Linked DNA regions of Mus musculus: all the other regions are linked to region 2. A link is a loop called in an ENCODE intact Hi-C map of the cell type or tissue named here. Cell type or tissue: gastrocnemius. All regions are shown on one strand.

Region 1 (8,000 bases), 330 kb before region 2:
GACAATTCACCCCTTTCAACGCAGCACTCTGGAGGCAGGTAGATTTCTGTACCTTTCAGGCCAGCCTGCTCTATATCAGGAGTTCCGGGCCAGCTAGGAGAAGGAGAGAGCAGTCTAGGTGTTGGGGTACAGCCAGCAGTTGCGCTCACAACAGTTGACACAACAGTTCAATTCTGAGCAGTATCTCCTAACAACTTCACTCTAGAAAATCCCCCATGTCTATGTGAAAGCAGATTATTAGCTATCAGAACTACACAGTGAAGTTATGATTGCTTCACCGCTTCTGGTTTCTCAGGTTTGCTAGTCTAGAGTTCACTTCCATCCATAGCACTTAGGAGCCTCGAGCAGAGCTTGCACTGTAATACCCAGCAGAGGAGAAACTAAATGGGTTCTGTGAAGTTAGTGGAAGTAAAGGTTGAAAACACATCACTCCTTCTTCTATAATGGATTTTTACCTAGAATGGCAGTTACAGAAATGACCCTGAAGATGAAAAATTAATAAAATAGAATATCAGATTTACAGTCGTTCAAAAAGTTCTTTATCTCAAGAGGGAAAAAATGAATACAGGTTTCTCCTATATATCAGTAACACTCAATAAGAGATATGTTACAGGAACTCTGTCACTACTACTAAGTGACATTTCACAATACCTGATAGAATGTGATTGTGGACTGAGAATATTCTGGAAAATATAAGTAATTTTCTTTCCTTACTACATCCTACTGAAGACTTTTAATCTTTTCCTCTGACAGGGTCTTACTATCCAGTACATCCAGACTGGCTTTGAGCGCAATACGCTCCTATCCCAGTCTTCCAAACACCATGGCTTTCTTTTCCTGTGACTCTCACTAAGAAGTTAGTGTCTCTACAATTTACAAGACTAAAGAAGGGAGGGTAGCACAAACATACAACACACAACCCTCTTTCATACAAAGCAAACAGTATTACATAAACTAGGCTATTGCTAAAGCTTATCAGGATGCCTGAGGACAACTTCATAAGAATGGAAAGAACACTTAGGAACTCAGCCTAGGTCAGGCTCTGGCTCTGCCTACTTTAGAAGTCCTCAGGCCAGCCAATTACTGATTGTTTCTGGGTCCTAAGGTTCCCCTCTATTAAACTAGAAGGTGCTACCATGGATTCACAAGACGTAACTACAATTCAAAAATGTTGGTTTCAGTAAATAATGATTCTTACTAAATGTAAGCAAAAGTAGACAACTTCTAATGATTAGTTAATTATACTTGACTAATTTTTAATTTATGTTCATTGGTGTTCTGCCAGAACAAAAACGTCTTCTGTACTTGGGAATTTTCAACTGATAATACATTGCTGAGAAAAGTCAGACTTAAACTCTTAAATGCATAGCTATGCTCATCTTCTAGTCACTTATTAACTAAGATGACTAATTTCAGGCCACTCTTGGCTGGCTTTCTTGTGTTCAAAAGTAGGGCAAAAACTATCACTATAAATATGGGTAATAATATATTCAGGTTAATAAAAAACATGATATAAATCAGCAAGTTTTGCAATACTTCAAAGTAACATATTCTACAGTTACGTATTTCTAGCTCTCTAAACAAAAAGTGATTTCACAAATACCATCTCACTAGACACAATGACAGTCATATGAAATAAAGTGAGTCCTTTTATCAACACAATCTAGAGCAGCTCTGAATGCCGGGTAACTTGCCAATCATCACTCAGTAAGTGCTGGAGCTCAGACTTTAATCCAGGTCATCTGATTTAAAAATAAATTATCTTTCCGAGTACAGTGGCCTTTAATCTCAGTTCTCAAGAGGCAGAGGCAGGTGGATCTCTTGTGACTTTGAGGCTACTCAGAGCTATATAATAAGACCCTGACTCAAAAATAAAATGAGTTGTAATGACCTTAGAAGTCCTAAAAAGTAGTGATTTGAGCCAACATTAAGAAATTGTTGGAAGCCGGGCATGGTGGCGCATGCCTTTAATCCCAGCACTTGGGAGCAGAGACAGGCGGATTTCTAGTTTGAGGCCAGCCTGGTCTACAGAGTGAGTTCCTGGACACCAGGGGCTACACAGAGTAACCCTGTCTCAAAACAACAACAAACAAACAAACAAACAAACAAACAGAAAAAAGAAAGAAGAAAAAAATTGTTGGAAAAGTAAAAAAACAACTACAAAAAGCAAGCAAGCAAACAAACCAGGGATAACACACCAAACAGCAGATAAGAAAGGATTTAGCTGGGTTCAAGGCCAGCCTGGTCTACAGAGCAGGCTGTCTTCCAGAACAGCCAGGGCTACAGAGAAACCCTGCCTCAAAAAAACAAAACAAACAAACAAATAAACAAACCCAAAACAAAACAAAACTGACAAGTGTAAAACAGTTCAAGAACTCAAAACTAAAAACAATAGGAAACAAACAGATTTAAACTAGCTGTAGGTAAATTGGGAAACAGCACCAAACCATTTGCCAGCTTAGTTCAGATATGTGGCTATTTTCTTCTGGAATGCGTGCCTCAGGGATTTAATTGTATTGTTAAATGTATCCAAGGATAAACCCCTTAAAATGCATCTGTGTTTTAGATAACCTAGGCAAATAAGTTAAGCAGAAGAGATTCCCACTTCAGAATCACTTTGCATCTACTCCAACTGATCATGTGTCTGGTACGCCAGCATCTTTCTCCCAAAGGTCAACAAAAACATCACCTCCAATACAAAAATACAGCGTAGTAAATAAGCTTCTTCCCTAAAATCAGACCCAAGGACAACACAATTCTCAGACAATAACAGCTGGAATATAGCCGGACCCAGCACTCGGGAGGCAGAGGCAGGTGGACCTGGTCTACAGAGCAAGTTCCAGAACAGCCGGGGCTACACAGAGAAACCCCATCTCAAAAAATGAACTAAAACAGTTGGAATTAAATTCTTCATTAGGCCAAGAGAAACACTGGAAAAGGTTCTCTAAATGATCAATCTGTCTACGAAACCTCTCACAAGCGTCAAGAAAGAACTGAAAGGTAAGGAATGACATTGCCAATAGACACATACACAGCCGATCTATGCATTCCTGGATTCTTTGCTGGAGTAGAAAAGCAAAAGATGTTTACATAAAATCAACTGGAGGTCATAAGCAACCCATAGCTGCCTAACCCGCTAAGCCCATACACTGTTTGGAATCGTAAAGACCTTTAAGTCCCTATCTTGCTGCAAGTACTTCCACTGCGGGGAAATAAAAATGTTGGGGATCAAGGTTTTGGAAAAAGCGGAGAGCCCTCTTTTTTTTTTTTTTTTTTTTTTTTTTAAATGACAGTCCTAGGAAAAGCTGAGTGGGTCCACAGCAATAACTCTGAGAGGTAATGACCCCTTCCTTTGACTACTCTGCACTGTCGGTACACCCGAATACCTTCGTTTCTCGGAGATATACTTAGCATACTGCGCTAGTGGCCCGGGAGGAGAAAAACCCATTGAAAGGTCCTGAGAATCAGCAGCAGCGAAGACCCTCTTCATTTAACCCAAGGCTCTGGACAGCTCGGGAGTGAGGTTCTCTGAGAAAGCCAAAGCCGGCTTCCAGGTCTGGAACGAACTGTCGCGAGTGTCTGGGTTCAATGTCCCGGTAACCAAGCGCGGAGAGGTGTCCCACATAACCTGGCCACCGCCAGCTGACACAGCCAGTCAGCAGTGACCTGAGCCATCTCAAGTGGAAACCAGCGTGTTCTGCGTCTGCATCACCCAAGTGCGGGAGCTGCGGAAGCGGCCGAGCTGTGGGAAAGCTCGGCTTGGGCTCCGGACTCCCCGCTTTCGCTCACCTACCCGCTCAGACCCCGGCTTCTCCGGATCGCAGGATCCTGGAAGCGGCTCACAACACCGACTCTCACACCCGCCGCTGGGCTCCAGCCAACCGGAACTCGCTCGCGTCACTTCCGGTCCGGCTCCTTTAAGGAGCCCGCCTCCAAAAGAGAAACGTTCCCCCACCCCCACCCCCTCCTTTCGGCCACCGGGAGGTTCCTCGCGGGATTTCGGTTCGGCTTTCTCGGTTCGGGCTCTGTGGGTGTGACAAGAAGAAGGATGACTGCGCTTCGTAGTTTCTGATCCGGAACTAGTTTTTCAGGAAACCCGGAAGGAGTAGGTGGCGCGCGCGAAGCGTGTTCCTTGTTCTGGCTTGGAGACCTGCGAGGTGAGCGAGACGAGCTCCAGGTAAGTCTCGACTCCTTCTAGGACGGTGCAGAGGAGTGTAGTTCTTAATGGCTCTACTGAAAAGCATCTTATCATCTTACCCCACGGTCGGCCTCCCCCTAGCTACTTCATAAATTGTCTTCCGCCCCGTGGCTGCTGCCTGCCTTGCCTACTCTGCAAACCTTTGGAAGAAGCCAAGATAGAACCCAGAATTTTAGTCGCTGGCAACACCTCCTCTTAGAGGTGGCATTGATACGCTACCCTAGCGTGAAAAAAATGGAGAACAGGCCTCACACTATACATTTTAAATATCCGTCTTCGAATTGTTGAGCCCAGCTTGGAAAAGGAAAAGAATTCTAAAGATGGATTCAAAAGTATTTTTATTTATTGGTATTGCGGTGCATGCACGTTGTGCATGGTGAGCAAAGCGCTCTACTCTGAAGCTATTGTTAATCTCATGGATTCGAAGTGGAAGACCACTGACCCAAATCATGGCCAGATTAATTAAAGCAAACTTTTTATTATTATTATTCGTTTACACGGACTATTTCTCCCAAAAGGCAGTGTTCAAGAGATCAGCACTGGACATGGGGAAAATAAGGATTTTTATAGTTCAGGAGTATTGGTTTCCAAATGGGGGATTTGGCATATAAACAGTGTTAATAGCAGCGGAAAGTGAACATAAGTTGGTCATAACAACCCTCTGAAGTAAGACATGGTTGCAAGGTGGTCAGTAATAGCCTTTGGAAACAAAGGCATAGTTGCCGTTTCCAGGAAAAGGCAGATCAAGAATATTTAGCCATATGTTGCTCTGTGACACTAATCTCTACCACATTGGACAGCATAGGGACAGACAGAAGGGCCAACTATGTACGTGTGTGTAATATTATCCATATTTCCAGGCAAATAGGTAGTTTTGCTTAGGAGACTGCAAACTGTGAGAAAGGTCAGGTGAGCAGTGGGTGGAAGTTGAGTTAAATAACTCAGAGGAAGGTTTAAAGTTTTAAAAGTCAGCAGGGAGTGGTGCACAAAACTCAAGAATGAAACACAAAAAGAAAGAACTGTGGTAGCAATGACAGCCTGTCTGGTTCTTTAGCAGTTTGGATAGAATAGTATATTACCCATCCTGTAATAGACGCTATGTAGAGACGTTAACTTTCCCCAAATCTGATTTGCTTATTTTACAACCTAGAAATTGTGAGGACTCCTAATTCTACCTGGCAGGCAGCTATCAAACATTTGTTGTATTTAACTTCTCTTGGTCTTAGGTTCTCTGTTCCCCCATCTTTTGTTTTGGATTTTGAATGCTTTCTTCATTAAAATGGGCAGACAATGTTTACTTTGAAAAGATTATGAAAAGGGAGCTAGGTTTCAGGATACATAGCTAGAATCCCAGCTACTGGGAAGGCTGAGGCAAAAGGACCATGGCAAGAGCAGCCCAGGCAACCTTAGCAAGGTGCAGTGTAAACAGAGGCAGGGATGAGGCTCAGAGAGTCCTTGCCTAACATGCAGGAGGCGCAAGAGCAGTAGTTCTCAACCTGTGGGTTGTGACCCCTTCATATGGGGTCATATATCAAATATTCTGTGTATCAGATATTTATATTATGTTTCCTAGCATACAATGTAGCAAAATTATAGTTATGAGGTAAAATGAGATAATTTTCTAGTTGGGGGTCACTATAAAATGAGGAATTCTATAAGAGGTTACAGCATTAGGAAGGTTGAGAACCACTATAGAGTCTACCCCAAGCATGCAGAGAGGGAGAGAAGAGGGTCAGTGAGCTGCCTCCTCACCAGGTGAAGACAAGCCTACAACCTCAAGTTAATCCCTGGGGCCCACATAGTGAAAGAAGAGAACACATTTCCAAGGAAGTGTCCTGACCTCCACACATTCTTATCTGTATTGTATGCACCTATGCTACACACACACACATACACACACACACACACACACACACACACACACACACACACACACACGCACATAGACTCACCATAGCTTTCAAACATTCCCTTGCCAGTTCCTTTCTATCTTGGTGTCCTTTTTTATCCATCAGAGAGGCCTGTTATTCCTAGACTTGGAGTGGATCCTTCTTGGGAAATCTGTACGGTCGTACATTTAGAATATGGCTTCCCAGGCCTAAATCCATCACAGTTCTGTTAGACTTCTTTATTCACCTTAATAGCTATTCCAAACCTTTGTTATATTTTCATATCTGATGTTTCATTTTTCTTTAAGAAAATAAGAGGCATCAGTTTTTAGTTTCTGCTTCAAACACTAAAGATATATTCTGGCTAAGTGCATTTTCTTTATATACACATTTCGGTGTCTCTTTCTCTCTGATTTTCCTAGCCAATCTAATAGGAAAGTCAGGCTTTTATCTACTCATTGGGATTTATTTCAGCACTCTGGAAGGTCTATGCTTCTAACCAAGTCTAATCCAGACAACCATCATTTGTTGCTTCTTTTTTTCATTGTTACTGTCTTTAGAACTCCAGCACACCAACCATGTGGCTGGTATCCCTGAGAAAATATTTATGCTTTAAATAATCCTACATCCAGATCAGTGTCTTTGCATTATAAAATGACCTCTCATTTTGGGAGCTAATACTTACATCATATAACCCTATGAATAATCAAAGCACATATACAGACTCTAACACACTTGTAATTACTAATTCACTTGGATTTAAATAGATAGCTGAACCATCTAAAGTTTCTACTATAAACTTTGTCCTGGTTTTGAACTATATAGTTCATGTGCCTACCTGATCTATAAATGAGTTTTATGGTATTTATCTGTATAGTGACTAAGAACTGTAATTAAAGATTTGGTAGAGTATTTGTCTGACATGCATGAATGCAGGGTTTGATTCCTAGCACAAGTGCCTGGGAAGTGGAGGCAGGAAGATAAGCAGTTTGGTAAGCTTTGGCTTCCTGGGGAGTTCAAAGCTAAGCTGGCCTATGTTAGACCCACTTTCAAAAGCCACCTTAACAATAAACAATCAAACAAAGCAGAGTCAGCTGTGGTGGGACATGCCTGTAGCTCCAATGCCAGGGAGGCCCGGGGCTCAGGCAAAGGAATTATAATATGAAGTTAGCCTGGTTTACATAATGAAATCCTGTATCATAAAGAAAAAAGCCCTGGACTCAAGCTATCATTGCTTGACTCAAGTACTATAGGAATACAATCTAGTGGAGGATTAATGCTCTACCCAATACACTTGTGTGTCAATAAGTTTTAGTTGTTTCAGCAGCTTTGTGCCAGGCTTGTGATTCCAGCTACTTGAGAAAGAGAGGTAGAAAGATGACTGGTTCATAGTGAGACCTTGTTTCAAAATAAAAGGTAAAAAGAAGTCTGGGCATACAGCTTGGTGGTAGAACACTCGTTTAGCCTGGGTGAGGTCCTGGATCAACCCCCATTGCCTCTACAGAATTTACTTCTGTCATGGGAAGTTCCCTGTGCTGGGCAGAAGCCCCTCAGCTTGCTGGGATCCCATCGTGACTCAACTGTTGGCACTTTAGTTGCCTGGAAACAGACAAGGATATATTAACCCAACAACATGCCAGCAGTATGAGGCAGGAGACATACACAGAAACGAGGTCAGCTTGGGCTATAGAGTGAAACCATCTCATAAAACAAAGAACAAAGCAAAATAAAACAAAAAAAATCAGAATAGTCTAATTTAAAAGTATGAATATCTCCAAGCAGTAGTGGTGCACACCTTTGATCCCAGCACACAGGAGGCAGAGGCAGGTGGATCTCTGTGAATTTGATGTCAGCCTGGTCTGCAGAGCTAGTTCCAGGACACCGAGGGCTACAAAGACAAACCTTATCTTGAA
Region 2 (8,000 bases):
CCTGATTGTATAGTCCTGGCTATCCTGGAACTCATTAGGTAGTACAGTCTGGCCTCAAACTCGACAGAACTCTGCCTACTGAGTGCCAGCATTAAAGGTGTGTACCACCATGGCAGGCTAACTTTAAATTCTGGTCCTCCTGCTTCCACCTTCCAACTGCTGGAATTACAGAGGTATCCTACCCTCCCCCTCCAAGCTATGGTTGTGGGTTTGGGTTTTTTGTTGTTGTTTTTTTTTTTTTTTTGAGGGGGGTTGTCTTGTTTTGTTTTTCTTTTTGGAACAGTGTTAATTCATTAACCCGCATGTCGACTGTTGATGATTCAGCCAGCTAGACACCGAGGCCCGGCTGCCCAAACAAAGGCTCATTATTCTATACACCAGCTAAGGGAAATTGATACGCTGAGCTGAGTTTACAAAGGCTGAGTGGTTTCTGGGATGCTGGCACGCTACCAGAGTATAGAGTGCTTAATAAATCTGAGGCCAACTACCCAGACTTTAGGCGACATCATCTAGGCAACTCCTTTTTCAAACAACACCAAAATGGAATCTATTTCTATTACCCAAAGACAATTCCATCTGATGCCTAGCAACTTAACTAGCCAGACGTTTAGTCTCAAATGATGGCAATATTCCAATTCCAGCAATTTCTTGGGGGTAAAGAACACCCTACACTGGCCAGGGATAGCACCATATGCCTTTAATTCTAACATTCTGAAGGCACATTCGGGTTAATCCCTGTGAGTTCAAGGTCAGCCTGTCTATATGGAATTGGACTGACTTTTTAATTTATTTATTGAGATAGGGCCTCACAGTTTACCTTGAAGTCCAGGTTGGTCTTGAACTCACAGAGTTCTGCCTGTCTCTTCCTCTACATTAAAGGTGTGTGGCAGCAGGTCTGGAATACTGTTAGTTCTTTGAGGCAGAGTCTCATTCTATAGGCCTTGCTGGCCTGGAAATCACAGAGGTCTTCCTGCTTCTGCCTTCTTTCCAGGCCTTGCCATCAAACCTGGCCCAGCTGACTTCAGATACATTAGGGTTAGAGTTCAGACTTGCTTATAGAGCAGAATCCTCTGGACATGTCTGAAACAGACCAAGGCAATTCTGATTTAATTGGTCTCAGGTGGAGCCCAGGCAGAAGTGGCTTTAAAAGTTTCCCAAGTGACAGGGCACCAAGATGGCTCAGTAGGGGAGGGTGCTTGCTGCTGAGCCTAAAATCCTAAGTTTGGTCCCCAGGACCCACATGGCAGAAGGAAAGAACCCATTCCCACAGTTGTCCTCTGTCCTCTACATTCATGCCATCTGCATGTACTAAATAAAATAAAATAAATAGCTATGTTGATTATAAGTACAGCCAATGGTGAGACTATGGATCTGGGGTCTTCTATCCATTTTACTCCTCTGCCTGTCCCTCATATTGAGAGCTGAACCTAGGGTCTTGCTAGGCAAGTAGTGTGCCACAGAGTACAATTCCTTCTCTGAGACAAAGTCTTCCTATGTAGCCCTGGCTGGCATGTAACTCACTATATAGACTAAGCTGGCCTCGAACTTACAAAGTGCTGGGATTAGACACATTGCCACCATATCAGATCTCTTTACCTTTTTTTTTTTTTTTCAGATTCTTTTGTAGCTTCTAGTAGATGGGATTGCAGGCCTGGTTTCTCTCTCTCTCTCTCTCTCTCTCTCTCTCTCTCTCTCTCTCTCTCCTGTGTGTGTGTGTGTGTGCATGTGTTTGTGTCCCCGTGTGTGTCCCCGTGTCTATGTGTCTGTCTGTCTCTTTCTGTATGTCTGTCTATCTGTCTCACCTCAACCTTGGTCTGTGCTAGAGATTGAACCTAGAGCCTCCTGTATGCTGTGTATGCTAACCTACCTGTGCTCCAGCCTGAAGATCTTGAGTTGTGTGTGCACACATTCATTCATGTGTGTGTGTGCGTATGTGTGTGTGTGCGCGCGTGCGTGGAGAGGCCAGAGGTGATGTCTTCCTCTCCTTTTTTTAGTTTTTCAAGACAGGGTTTCTCCTGGCTGTCCTGGAACTCACTCTGTAAACCAGGCTGGCCTCGAACTCAGAAATCCGCCTGCCTCTGCCTCCCAAGTGCTGGGATTAAAGGCGTGCGCCACCACTGCCCAATTTCTCCACTTTATTTTAAGACAGGGTCTCTCACTGAACCCAGAGCTCACTGATTCAACTAGACCTGCTGGCCGATGATCCAGCGATTCGCTTCTCCCTGCCCACATTGCTGAAGCTATAGACTCATTGCTCAGCTTTTACCCTGTGCTAGGGATGGAAGCTCAAGCCCTCCTGCTTGGGCCATGGTCTGGTTGTCGTTTTGATACAGGGTCTCACATTGTAGCTCAACAGTATGAGGGCCTCAAGATTGAGGTGGTCTCCTACCTTGGCTTTCCAAATACTGGGATTATAGACGTAAGCCACTATGCCCAGCTTAACTCAAGACCCTCTCTTCAGAAGAGGAATCTAGAGTCGGCACCGTGCTCTTCTCTGCTCTCTGCTGAGCCCTCTCTTACCTGCCTCCAAGTACTCCGCTGAGCAAGTCACAGAAAGACTGGCAAGAAGCCACAAAAGCAGAGCTATATTCCGCAGTGAAGCCTGTTATGGGGTGCAGGACACATCACCCTCAGAAATAACCCAGTAAGTAAGCTGGATGAGGGTCGTCAGCCGAAACTCATTTCTCGAAAGGAAATTAACGTCTGTCTCCAGCCTAATGAGGACCTGCGCTTCTGGCTTTTGTTGTTTTGTTTTGAAAACCGGGTCTCACTGTGTAGCCCTGGCTAGTTTGGAACTCAGGATGTAGACCAGGCTGACCTCAAATTCCCAGAAACCTACTCGCCTCTGCTGGGATTAAAGGCACAAGCCACCCCACCCCACCCTCCAGTTTCCTGGTTTTATTAACATTTGTTACAGTGAAGGCACCAATCAGTACATTTTTAAATCCAATAATTCCCATTTCCTGAGATTTTACGTAATGTTGTTTTTCTCTTCTTACTGGCATCTCAGCCAAAATATCAGGTTATAGTTTGTCAACTTTCTCTACTGTAGTTACACACACACACACACACACACAAATAAATCAATGTAACTTCTGTTTTTGTTTTTTTGTTTTTTGTTTTTTTTTTTTGAGACAAGGTTTCTCTGTGTAACCCTGGCTCTCCTGGAACTCACTCTGTAGCCCTGGCTGGCCTGGAAATCACATATCCACCTGCCTCTGCCTCCTGAGTGCTGGGATTAAAGATGTGTGCCACCAGGCCCAACCAGGTTTAGCTTTTGTTGTTGTTGTTTGTTTTTTTGAGGCAGGGTTTTTCTGTGTAGTCCTGGCTGTCCTGGAACTCACTTTGTAGACCAGGCTGGCCTTGAACTCAGAAATCCGCTTGCCTCTGCCTCCCAAGTGCTGGGATTAAAGGCGTGCACCACCACGCCCGGCAGCATTTTTTAAAAATAAAAACAGGTGTGTTCAGATTACCAAAAGAGAACAATTCGGTAGTTCCCACAACCCAATGCAAGACTGACTCAAATCATAATTAGGTCTAGGGAGACCTCCTGTGGTTAAACTTGGGTATAGCTTCCCAGTGTCCGCTTTCCAGGCCTGGTCATTCCTAATGAATCCAAGAGTTCTCTCTTCACCCCAACCAGCCTCAGGCAAAATCTAAGAACATTCTGGGAGCATCACTACCAGTAGAGGCCAGATACACGCTGAGCTTCCTATAACGTTCGGGATCACCCTGAAATTTAAAAATTTGAGGCCAAGAGCTGTGAATACAACTATAATGGAGAGAGCCAAAGATCCTCATTTTTGGGGGGGGGGGTGCTGGAGAGATGGTTCAGTGGTTAATACTACTGAATGCTCTTCCAGAGGTCCTGAGTTCAATTCCCAGCAACAACATGGTGGCTCACAACCATCTATAATGGGATCCGGTGTCCTCTTCTGGTGTGTCTGAAGACAGCTACAGTGTACTCATATATGCATAAAATAAATAAATCCTTTTAAGAAGGTTGTGGAGAGATACATTCTTTTATTTATTTAGGATTTTAAAAACACATTTTGTTTATTTTTGCTTTGCTTTGGAGACAGGGTCTCACAGGCTGTCTTAAACTTACTAGGTATTTCAGGTTAGCCTTGAACTTTTAGCAATCCTGCCTCAGCCTCCCGCAAGCTGGGATTACATTTCCCAGCTGTGTAAAACAGTTCCAGGGGATCTGAGAAGCTCACACAGATACACATGCAGGTGAAACACTAATGCACATAAAATAAAAATAAATAACTTAAAAGTTTCTTGATTAATGATCATACTCTGGCTTTAAAAAAATGTCCTTTTTTATTTTGTGTGTTGGGGTGCTGTGCACACATGCCATCATATGCCTGCCATCATATGCCATCAGTGGTCAGGGGACAGTTTGTGAGAGTCAGCTCTCTTCCACCACATGGGTTGCTGTCCTCACCCTGGACAGCAAGAAACTTTGCCTGCTGATTCATCTCGCCCTCCTCCCACCCCCACCCCACCCCCATCTGCTCTTTTTTTTAAAATTTATTTATTATATGTAAGTGCACTGCAGCTGTCTTCAGACACACCAGAAGAGGATACCGGATCCCATTACAGATGGTTGTGAGCCACCATGTGGTTGCTGGGATTTGAACTCAGGACCTTTGGAAGAGCAGTCGGGTGCTCTTACCTGCTGAGCCATCTCACCAGCCCCACTCTTTTTTTTTTTAAAGATTTATTTATTATTATATCTAAGCACACTGTAGCTGTCTTAACCTAACCCTGATGCACCAGAAGAGGTCGTCAGATCTCATTACAGATGGTTGTGAGCCACCATGTGGTTGCGAGGATTTGAACTCAGGACCTTCGGAAAAGCAGTAGGTGCTCTTAACCACTGAGCCATCTCTCCAGCCCCCACGGCTGCTCTTATATTGGACACAGGCTCACTCTGTAGCTCTGGTTGGCCCAGACCTTACTGTGTACCAGACTGATCTCAAAGAGTGCCGGGATTAAAAGTGTGGACCAAGTGGGGCGGTGGTGGCACACACCTTTAATACCAACACTCAGGAGGCAGAGGCAGGCAGATCTCTGTGAGTTCAAGGCCAGCCTGGTCTACAGAGTGAGTTCCAGGACAGCCAGGGCTACACAGTGAAACTCAGTATTAGGGGGTGGGGGTGGGGTGGAGTGGGGGATAGTTGTGCACCCCCAAATCTGGACTGCTTTTCCTTTTTTAATTAAAAATTTCTCATAGGATATATTTTGATCATGTTTTCCCCTCCCCACCCAATTTTAAGTTTTATATTCTCTCTCAAAACAAAAAGAAAAACAACAAAACAAAACAAAACAAAAAAACTATACACAATAACAGAATGCCAGAACCAGAAATCAAGAAACAAAAACTCCCTACAAAAACAAAATTTAAAACAAACTGGCAAAAGACTAATAACACAAAAAAAGGCCTAAACAAAGCAAAACTAAGGAAAAAGTTCATAAAACACCATTGAGTTTGTTCTGTTGAGCAGCTACTTTTTGGCATGGGGTCTCCTGGACTGTGGTTGATGTACTCAGTGACACTCCACTGGCGAAAGCAGATTCCAAAACTGGTTTTCCACAGACCACAACCTCAGCTCTTTCTATTTATTGTCTATTTACTTACTTACTTACTTACTTACTTATTTACTTACTTTATTTATTTATGTACATATCAGCTTGGGGAGCTGTTTGTTTTTCTTTTGTCTTGTTTAATGCACCCTAGGACCACCTGTCTAGGGGTAGTAGCATCCACAACGGACTGGACCCTTCTATGCTTATCATTAACAAAGAAAATGCCCCGTAGACTTGAGTCTAAGCCAACCTGACATAGGGATTTTCCTAATTGTGACTCCCTCTTTACAAATGACCCTACTTTGTGTCAAGCTGATTTAAAAAAAACAAAAACAAAACTAACCAACACACTGAGTTGTCCTTTTAAAATTGTGTGTGTGTTTTGTACTTCTGAGTGTCAAATCTAGAACTTCTTCCAAGCTAGGCAAGTATTGTATCACAGACCCCCATCCTCAGCCCTTTTTATTTATTTATTAATTATTTACCTACTTTATTTATTTGTGTATGTGTGTGCGCGCACACACACGCATATTATCTTCATCCCTACTTTTTACTTACATTTCATTTTGAGACAGGGTCTCACTATGTAGCTCTGGCTAACTTGAATATAGTTCACTGTGTATACCAGGGCTGGCCTCTGCCTCCTGAGTGTTGGGACTAAAGGCATGAACCACTGTGCCTACTATTTACATCTTTCATTGCTTTTTTTCATTTTTTAGAAAATGTACATATGTATGCCACACACATGCCTGGTGCCCTCCATGGCCATAGGAGGGTATTGGCCTCTGTAAACTGGAGTTATGGTTGTTGTAAACCACCACATGGATGCTGAGAATCAAATCCCTGTCCTCTGCAGCAGTATGTGCTCTTAACCACGGATTTGCATATTTGCCATTATTTGCATATTTTATTTAGATCAGGGTCTCATTACATTCTCTAGGCCAGCCACAAACTCACTGTGAAACACAAGTGCTCCCGATCCTGTGTGGCTGGAATTACTGACCTACTAGTCTCAGCATAAGTTAGGGGACAGGAAAGACTGAAAGAGAAACCTGATAGGCCCTGGATGGCCTGGAATCTTAGCATAATCTTCTGGCTTCTGTTTGAGATTATAGACCTGCAGCATCAGGCCCAGCAATGTTTGAATGTTTGCTTTCTATAACAGAGCCTCACTCTGTAGCTAAGGCTGCCTTCTTAATCATGGCAACAGGCAACAGTAATCAGTCTCCCAACTTCAGGGATTATTACACACAGACTAGAGCCACAACACTCTTCTCTCTCTCTCTCTCTCTCTCTCTCTCTCTCTCTCTCTCTCTCACTTCCTCCCTTTCTCTCTCTCCCTCCCTCCCTCCCTCCCTTTCTCTTTCCCTCCCTCCCTCGCTTTCTCTTGACCCTAACCCTAACTCTAACCCTAACCTCTAACCCTAACCAGAACCCTAACTACCTTCTGGGTTCACTTCCCACAGCTCAGGGAAGCCACCAAGCTCACTTGCAGGGTACAGAACCCAGAAACTCACACACTGGAGGCAAGCACTCCACCAAATGAGCTACATCTCCAGTTCTCTTTTTCTTCTTGTTTTCCTAAGAGTCTGGATAATATTCTTCTGAACGATTATACAAATATTCAGTGCCACAAGCCATGCAAACCTTGGCCACTTTTTTTTTTACTACAACCTCATAAAATGTTTTACTGTTCCCCTAATTATTAAGTAGGTTTTTATTAGCTTGTGCTGTTTTCACAGATGGAAGACAGTGCTAACTGTGCAAAGCTGCAGGCTAAGAGGACCTTGAGATCACTTTGATCAAAAGCTGTGTAGAGAGAGCTGGGAACATAGCTCAGAGGCAGCAAATGCCCAGCGTACGGAGGCCCTAGATCAGTCCCCAGCCAGGAGGAGCAATGGGGGAAACTTATACTAGGGCTTCTGGGGCCTCCACGGAAAACACCTGCAGTTGGAATTTTCGTTTAATAACCTGTTGCTTCTGAGAGCATTATCTACCTCTGAAGATTTTCTTTTTAATGTACTGGGTTCCATTCCTAAAGCCTTTTAGTTAGCATAGGTGCTGGGATTCAAACTCCTCACAAGCACACTTTCAACTGAGCCCTCTCTCCAGCCCCACCAGATAACTTTTTTTTTTCTTTATTTACATTTCAAATGCTATCTCGAAAGTTCCCTATACTCTCTCTCCCGCCCTGCTCCCCTACCCACCCACTCCCACTTCTTAGCCCTGGCGTTCCCCTGTACTGGGGCATATAAAGTTTGCAAGACCAATGGGCCTTTCTTCCCAATGATGGCCGACTAGGCCATCTTCTGCTACATATGCAGCTAGAGACATGAGCTCTAGGGGTACTGGTTAGTTCATATTGTTGTTCCACTTATAGGGTTGCAGACCCCTTCAGCTCCTTG
Region 3 (8,000 bases), 440 kb before region 2:
AAGCAGAGGCAGCTTGCTGACAGCTAACGTTTGCTAACATTTATTAATTCAGAATAAACAAGTGGTCCACATGTGACAAGGACCCTAAGTGGCTATGTGAGCTTTGAGTGCTCCTCCGAAGTCTGTTTATTACTTTCGTTTCTCATTTGCCTGGAATACTTGGTTCACATTTTCTGCTTTCTCCCCAGAGCCTTTATCCATCAGTACACAAAATTTGGAATGGAGGAGGAAGACTTTTTGGACAGCTTTGCATTGTTGGAGCAAGTTGTTGCCAGTTATGGTAGTCTTGGACCCTAAGCCAAGAGGAAAAGCTCTTTACAGGATTTTTGGACTAAAATATTTTCAAAACTGAGCTGTGCTCAGTGGTGCTTGCCTGTGACCGAGCTCTCTGGAGTCAGGAGCAGGAGTCAGGGGCTCAGGTCGTCCTTGACTACACTGAAAGTTCCAGGCCAACCTGGACGACATGAGACACTGTCTCAGGCTAGATAAATAAATACAAATATCTGCTTTCAGGTTCAGTCTGTTAAGTAATAAAGTAGAATGCTGATTCTAGTTCAGGTGCTCTGTCCACAGACATGAAGAAACACTTCATGTCTGTGGACAGAAAAAAAAAGCAATGCTTCTATAAAGAACATGGTTTGGGGACTGGAGAGATGGCTCGGTGGTTAAGAGCACTGGCTGCTCTTCCAGAGGTCCTGAGTTCAATTCCCAGCAACCACATGGTGGCTCACAACCATCAGTAATGGGCTGTGATGCCCTCTTCTGGGGTGTGTAAAGAAAGTAACAGTGTATTCATATAAAACAAACAAATACATCAATCTTTAAAAAGAAAAAAAAAGAAAGAAAGAACACCTTCTGTTGAGATGGGGTCTCAAACTGTTGGGCTCAAGATCCTGACTCGGCCTCCAGGGAGACTCTGCACCTTGGAGTCTGGTTTAAAGGAACTCGGCAGACATCGGCTGTAAGAGTCCAAGGAGAGGAATGTTCTGTTGCACTCCAGGTTTCTAAATCTTCCCTCTTTACAATGAAAAAGATTTACTAAACATGTTCTAAACTTCCACAGTTCAAATGAAAGCAACATAGACTTTTGAGTGTGTGTGCACTTTAAAAAAAGATTTCTTTTTATTTGTGTGTGTGTGTGGTGTGTGTGTGTGTATGTGTGTATATATATATATGTGTGTGTGTGTGTGTGTGTGTGTGTATGCGTGTCTGTTCATGTGTGCATGTGGACATGTATGAAGCTACCCATGGAGGCCAGAGGGAACATAGATGCTTTGGAGCTGGAGATGCAAGTGGGTTCTGACCCTCTACAAGTAGAGTAAGCAGGCCACCCCTGAGCCATCTCTCGGGCTCCAGAGTGGTTTTTTGTTTGTTTCTGTTTTTTAGACAGGGTCTCTGTAGTCCAAGATGGCCTGGAACTTGCTGTGATACTCCAGCCTCAGCATCAGCTTCCAAAGTGGTAAGCACTGTACTTGGTTTTTTGTTTTTTTCTTTGCTTTTTTGAAACAGGGTTTCTCTGTGTAGCCCTGGCTGTCCTGGAACTTACTCTGTAGACCAGGCTGGCCTCGACTCAGAAATTTGCCTGCCTCTGCCTCCCAAATGCTTGGATTAAAGGTGCGCTCCACCATGCCCGGCAAGCACTGTACTTGTTAAGCAATGAAGTGAACCACTCTACTTGGGTCTGAGAATTACAATTCTGTAAATATATTTGCCTTTGAAAATGATTGCTCTGAACCACAAGAGGGAGATGTTGTCAAATACTACACTGTGGCCATCGGTTCTGAAGACAGTGAGATCCTCTATGTAGCCATTTTTAAAAAGGCCAGGTGCAGCTGTGCCCTGGACTGAAGCACTCAGGTGACTGGGGCAGGAGGATCTGTTCAGTTTGGAGTTCTAGGAAAAAAGAAAAAAAGAGAGGGAGAGGGAGAGGGAGAGAGAAGGGGAAGGGAAAGGAAAGAAGAAATGCAGAAGGTGTGGCAAATGGCTGGAATCCTAGTTCTTGGGAGAGGGAGGTAAGAGGATCAGGAGCAATGGGCAGCCTTGAGCACACACCAAGCTCCAGGTCAGACAGGGTATACACACGGCAAGACCTTGTCTCAGACACCAGAGCCAGGTGCTGGAGACATGGCTCATCAGGTAAAAGCACTTGCTGCCAAGCCTGACAACTGAGACTCCTCCCTGGACCTACGTGATGGGCAAAGAGAAGCTACTCCTCTGATCACAATTGTGCCGTGGTATGTGTGTGCATGCCCCCACACACATTAGTGAAATATTTATTTTGAGACAGGGTCTCACTCTGCAGTCCTGGCTAGCCTTGAACTGTAGATCAGATTGATCTCAAACTCAAGAGATCCAACTGCCTCTGCCTCCTGAGTGTTGGGATTGAAGGTTGGGCTACCATACCCAGCTTTTTTTTTTTTTTTTTAAAGTAACAGGTAAATGTGATAATTGTGTACCTTTTGGAGGGGGTGGGGGTGGGGGTGGGGTTGATTGATTGATTGATTGAGACTCGGTTTCTCTGCAAAGCCCTGACTGTCCCGGTACTCACTTTGTAGACTAGGCTGCAAACACACAGAGATCCACCTGCCTCTGCCTCCTGTATGCTGGGATCAAAGGTGTGTGTCACCATGACTTTTTATTTTATTTTATTTTATTTTTTTTGAGACAGTGTTTCTCTGTGTAGCTTTAGCTGTCCTGGAACTTTGTCTATAGACTAGGCTGACTTCTAACTCAGAACTCAAGAGAGCTGCCTGTCTCTGCCTTTTGAGTGCTGGGATTAAAGAAGTTTATCACCACTGCCCAGCAAGACTACTAGGTTTTGAGCTGCTATAGAAGGAAGTTTACATGCTTTGTGGCAAATTTGAATTATATCTGTTTGTGTGAGTGAGTGAGTGTGTGTACATGCATGGGCATGCTTGTGCTATCTTGGAGGAGTTGACTCTGTGTCCAGAGGCCCACGGTCAGCTCATAAGACTTCATGGAGGGCACCTTTGCCAGGTTAGCCATCCTGTCAGCCCTTCAGTAAGAATCTCACAGCCAGGTGGTGGTGTCACGCAACTTTAATCCCACAGGCAGAGCAGCGGCAGAGAAGCAGAGGCAAATTGCTGTGAGTTCCAGGACAGCCTGGTCTACAGAGTGAGTTCTAGGACAGCCAGGGAAGCAAAGAAACCCTGTCTTGAAAAACAAAACAAAAAGGTGGAATTAACAAAGAAAGACACAGGAACCACAGCTGCATAAAATGTGACAGTAAGTGTGAGGGGAACAGTGTATCAAACAATATAAAATAAGAGCAAAATAGAAGCACTGGCTATTTCTACCCAGTCTACCAGTCCTGACTTATTGTTGCATGGGAAAAAAAAAAAAAAAAAAAAACCAAAGCGACAGCTCCCTGCTTTCTCTCCATATGGAAATGATTACCGTTTCGCTGTTTTTCTTATCGACTGTTGCCATGGTTTAAAATACTGGACCATATCTTATTTCGAAAGAATGTAGACAGTGGTCTGTTCAGCTGCTAGAAGGCACACCCCACTGGCTGCATTCTGTTAAATATACTTGAGAAATAATTAGATCATAATTCTCACAAGACAAACCCGTTCAGCCCTGGACACATCCAAGGCCTTAACTTCCCAGTTGATACCAAGGCTAAGGCAGACCCGTGGCTGCATGACCTCGCTGGGGGCAAGCTGACTCAGGAAAATCTTGCCAGAAGGAATGCACACGAGAGAAGTCAGAAGTTGAAATCACTTGACATTTGAGACAGGAATTCATGAGGTACAAATGGGGTGAAGGTATTTTTATTTGAAAGCCCTGTAATCAACAGCAGGTGACTATTTGAAACTCCAACGGGCACCCAGGCCACATCCTTGTGTGTGACCTTTTTCTTTTTTCCCAAGGACTCAATTAGTTGACATATGTGAATACCAAAATATCTAAAGCTTGTTTTAAACATTTACATGGAAAATAGTGTTTTAAGAATTTTTATGACTTTTTTTTTTATTAGAGTTGCAGTTTTTACACAAATTAACATTGGGGACCAGATGTGGAGACGTGTGCTTATGCCTCCTATACCTCCAGCTGTAGAGGAGGCTAGATCAGGGGAAATCAGTTGAGTCCTGGACTGAAGTCAACCCTGGCAATATATTGTGATGCCCCTGCCCTCGTCAAACCAAAGCAAACCAACACGATTCACAGGAAGCCCAAGTTAAAGCTTCAGAATTTAAGATGCGAAATGTACCTACCAGGCAGAAAACAGAAGTCCAAACCCCTGGGTAGATACAGAAAACACCTGAAATGTAATTTTGAAGCCAAGCATGGCAGCACACACCTGCCTTCAGGAGGCTTAGGCAGGTGCACCAGCCTGGACTCCGGGCGGGCGAGGATGCACCCCAGGGCAGGGAGTGTGGTGTGAGCCGACCTTTTTCTTTAAACTACAGAAGCCATCTCTTTCCTGCACTCTGCCTCCCTTCCAGCTTTGGACTCCCCTTCCCCACAGCAGTGACAGGTCCATCATTTGTAAAGCCTTTCTTTCATTCCTCCCTCCCCCCTCACTTCCTGCTCTCAGCCAGTCCAGCGACTTCTTCGAGGCATCCAGTGAGGAGTTATGGATGCTGGCTCAGTACTGCAGGGGGATGGAATGCTTGCAATGCAGGGTTTCCTTGGTTGTATGAAGCTACGATTCTGGCTTCCTAATTACCGCTTTTGATTGTTTATATACACAACTCCCCCCCCCCCCACCTTTTAATGGAAAAGAATGTAGTTCCAGAAAGAACAACAGTAGGGCTTGCTGGCCTGGCCTTTGAATGTTGCAATGTCTGCTCTGACTCGGGATGGCTTCGCAGCATGCATACCAGCGATTCCTCTTCTGGCCACCATGTTTATCACTCGCTTGAATTCTCGTCCAACGTTTTGTTTTAAAACATGCTCCATATGTCTCTCCCACTGTGCCTCCCCATGAGTCCACAGCTGGCAATCCACCCTCTCTTCTTCTGCCATCTTCTTACCAAATATGGTTTTATCAGCCGACTTGTCAATTTTTAAGACACTTAAAAGACACTGCCTTGTCCCTCATCAATCAAAAATAAATTTTTCTTGGGGGGCAGTGGTGTTTAGGAATGTGAATGAAAAAAAATTTTAAATTTTTATTTAATAATTTCCTGCTCCTGAACCCTGACATGTCTTGGAAGATGTGGGCTTAGCTTTAGAAACAGAGGACTCCTAGTCCGCAAGCAGTGGTGATTGCACAAGGAGCTAAGATAAACTATACAGATGTTTCTAGTTTCTGAGAAACTGTTAGTTCAACGTGGAAGAAAACAGGGAATTGGGAATTCAAGCTACGGAAACAAAAAAAGAGAAAGGTGATGGCCCCCACCCTCCTCCCCACTGCTGCTGCCACCACCGCCAAACATACAACTTACAGCATTTCAAAAGTAATTTGTTTGTTGTTTTGTTTGTTTTTCAGACAGGGCCTTACTAAGTAGCCCTAGCTGGCCTCAAAATCACCAACCTCCTCCTGTCTCTGCTTCCCAAGTGCTGGGATCAAAAGTGTATGCCACCGTGCCTGGTGTTTTTTTGTTTGTTTTTTTTTTTTTTTGTTTTTGGTTTTTCGAGACAGGGTTTCTCTGTGCAGTCCTGGAACTCACTCTGTAGACCAGGCTGGCCTTGAACTCAGAAATCCACCTGCCTCTGCCTCCCAAGTGCTGGGATTGCAGGCATGCGCCACCACTGCCTGGCTGCCTGGTTTTTTAATTACTGGCTTTAGCCTAATGGCAAATTCTATAACTAGGTTATAAGAATAGTTTTAAAAGAAAGAGCCTCAGGAGAGTGGGAACAGGAACATGGAGAAGTAAGAGGACACCTGGGCTTTAGTCAAGATCCTGTCTAAAACAAAACAGAGGGGGCGGGAGAGCTGGAGCAATGGCTCAGTGGTTAGAGCACAGGCTGCTCCTCCAGAGGTCCTGAATTTAATTCTCAGCAACCACACGGTGGCTCACAACCATCTGTAATGAGATCTGATGTCCTCTTCTGGTATGCAGGTATACATGCAGATAGAGCACTCATACATAAATAAATCTTAAAATAAAACAGAAACTAAGAAATTACTTTAAAATATTTTAAAGATTCAAATGATGTATCTGCTTGGCATGTATGCTGCTTTGTCATAGTTTCTCCCCTGTCAATGAAGTCATTGTAACCGATGTTTCTATGGCTTCTTGTTCTACTTGATTTTAAGTATTGAAGGGGTACAAAAAAAAATGAAAGATTCTGTACCCATGTCATCCAAAAACATGACCATCGCCCACACGCGCTTAGTGCTATGAATGTAGAGTATACATCAGACCTCCAAGACAATATGGTAATGATATTATAGCTCAGTGGTCAAGCGCTTGGCTAGTGTCTGTAAGGCCCAGGACTTGATCCCCAGTGCTACAAGGCAAAAAGACTACATGAATACAATGTAGTTCTAGCTGTCCTGGAACTCACTCTGTAGACCAGGCTGGCCTTAAATTCAGAGATCCACCTGCTTCTGCCTCCCAAGTGCTGAAATTAAAGGTGTGCACCACCACTGCCAGGCTGATATATTAATATAGTAAATAATTATAATTGTATAGATAGTAGGCTGGTAATATTAACTTTGTCTGCTTCTTAAAAATTTAAAATTAGACATATGCTTTTGAATTGGATTTTAAATGAGAGATGTGGGAAACAGTTGATCTAAAGCAAAGTCCTGGGAACTGTTACGTGTGAACAAACCTTTGTTACTAGGTGAGAAGGTATGGGGACAAGATAGAAAGAAACACGGGCTGGGCCCCAACTCTCACCACAGCACCTGGGAGGCAGAGGCAAGCCAGCCACATCTACAGAAAAGCTCCAGGATAGTCAACCCACAGAAAAACCCTGTCTCAAAACAAAAACAAAAAAACCAAAAAACCATGACATAAGACAATATATGGGACAATATATGGAATTTCCTCTTTGGAAGAAAGAGGCCATTACTTCAGCTGGACTTCTGAGATCTGTGTGAAAGAGCAGGATGTGAGCTGTACTCAACTAACGCCCACCGCACACCTGTGAGGAAAGACAGTGTGCTGAGAGGGTATTACAGAAATGATTGTAAGCCGGCCCCTGCCAGGAAGAGGTTCATCGCTTGGTACACTCTGTGCTGCCAAGCCTGTGCCTGGCCCACAAGACACTCCACACTTACTAAACAAGATGGACTTAGGTCTCTAGCATCCGAAGGCATGTACAGCTCTCAGATGACTGGGACACAGTGAAACCTGGTCCTCGGGATTGTGCAGCAAGTGCCCCAACTGCTGAGTTCTCTCCAGCCTCACAAGGAGAATTAGAAATCACTTTTGGTTGGTGGTGCATGTCAGTGATCCAGCACTTGGGAAGCGAAGGCAGGAGGATCAGAGAAGTTCAAGACCAGCCTCAGCTAAATAGCAAGTTCAGGTCCAGCCTGGGCTACATGAAGCCCTATGTTAAATAAACAACAACAAAAAAAAAAAAACAAAACTCTATGGCTGGAAATGTGGCTAAAATAGTGGAGCACGTGCCTAGCATGCTTGAAACCCTAGGATCAACAGCCAGCACTGCATAAAGTGAGCACAGTAGTATATATCTGCACTCCTAGCACTCTGGAGGGCAAGGCAGGAGAGTCAGAAGTTCAGGGTCATCTTGGCTACATAGAGAATTCCAGGCCAGGCTGGGACACGAGATCATATCTCAAAACCAAACAGACCAGTGATGTATTTCAGCAGGTAAGGTCACTGCTGCCAAGCCTCACCATCCGAGTTCAGTCCTCTCAACCTTCAGGGTAGAAGGAAAGAAATGAGCTCTGTAAATTGTCCTTTGACCTGAGTTAGTAATACAATCTAAAAACTGGAGGGCTGGAGAGATAGGTCAGCAGTTGAGAGCACTGGCCCTTCCAAAGGGTGTCCACTTTCCATTCTTAAGCATTTACATAGCAGTGCACTGCCATCTGTAACTCTAGTCCCAGGGCG

The links. Hi-C counts contacts between places; a loop is a spot of excess contacts. Peaks named below come from ENCODE experiments on the same cell type or tissue, not always from the same donor. Only the 100,000 strongest peaks of a DNase experiment are listed, where the experiment ranks them.
Region 1: it touches region 2 in a loop (2.4-fold over the local background); 4 of 42 quality-filtered maps call a loop at or near these places.
Region 3: a loop joins it to region 2, with 2.6 times the contacts of the local background. A loop is called at or near these places in 21 of 42 quality-filtered maps.

Annotation. Positions count from the first base shown.
Region 1 is chr11:86,679,947-86,687,946 of GRCm38, forward strand. Vmp1 (vacuole membrane protein 1) reads right to left here and starts at 3,890. Exons shown (of 12, transcript NM_029478.6): 1 at 3,794-3,890. Ptrh2 (peptidyl-tRNA hydrolase 2) reads left to right here and starts at 4,128. Exons shown (of 2, transcript NM_001098810.3): 1 at 4,128-4,177. In gastrocnemius, no CTCF peak of the experiment used is centred here; a DNase peak (open chromatin) is centred at 3,920; H3K4me3 peaks cover 3,545 bases; H3K27ac peaks cover 4,745 bases.
Region 2 is chr11:87,007,147-87,015,146 of GRCm38, forward strand. No RefSeq gene overlaps it. Among named protein-coding and RNA genes, the nearest start is that of Ypel2, 17 kb to the left of the region's middle. In gastrocnemius, a CTCF peak has its summit at 3,564; a DNase peak (open chromatin) is centred at 3,583; H3K27ac peaks cover 38 bases.
Region 3 is chr11:86,566,849-86,574,848 of GRCm38, forward strand. It overlaps Tubd1 (tubulin, delta 1), which reads left to right. Exons shown (of 9, transcript NM_019756.3): 9 at 189-512. The coding sequence ends at 297. Among named protein-coding and RNA genes, the nearest start is that of Mir21a, 13 kb to the right of the region's middle. In gastrocnemius, a CTCF peak has its summit at 1,743 (motif pointing right); DNase peaks (open chromatin) are centred at 4,491 and 4,918; H3K27ac peaks cover 5,075 bases.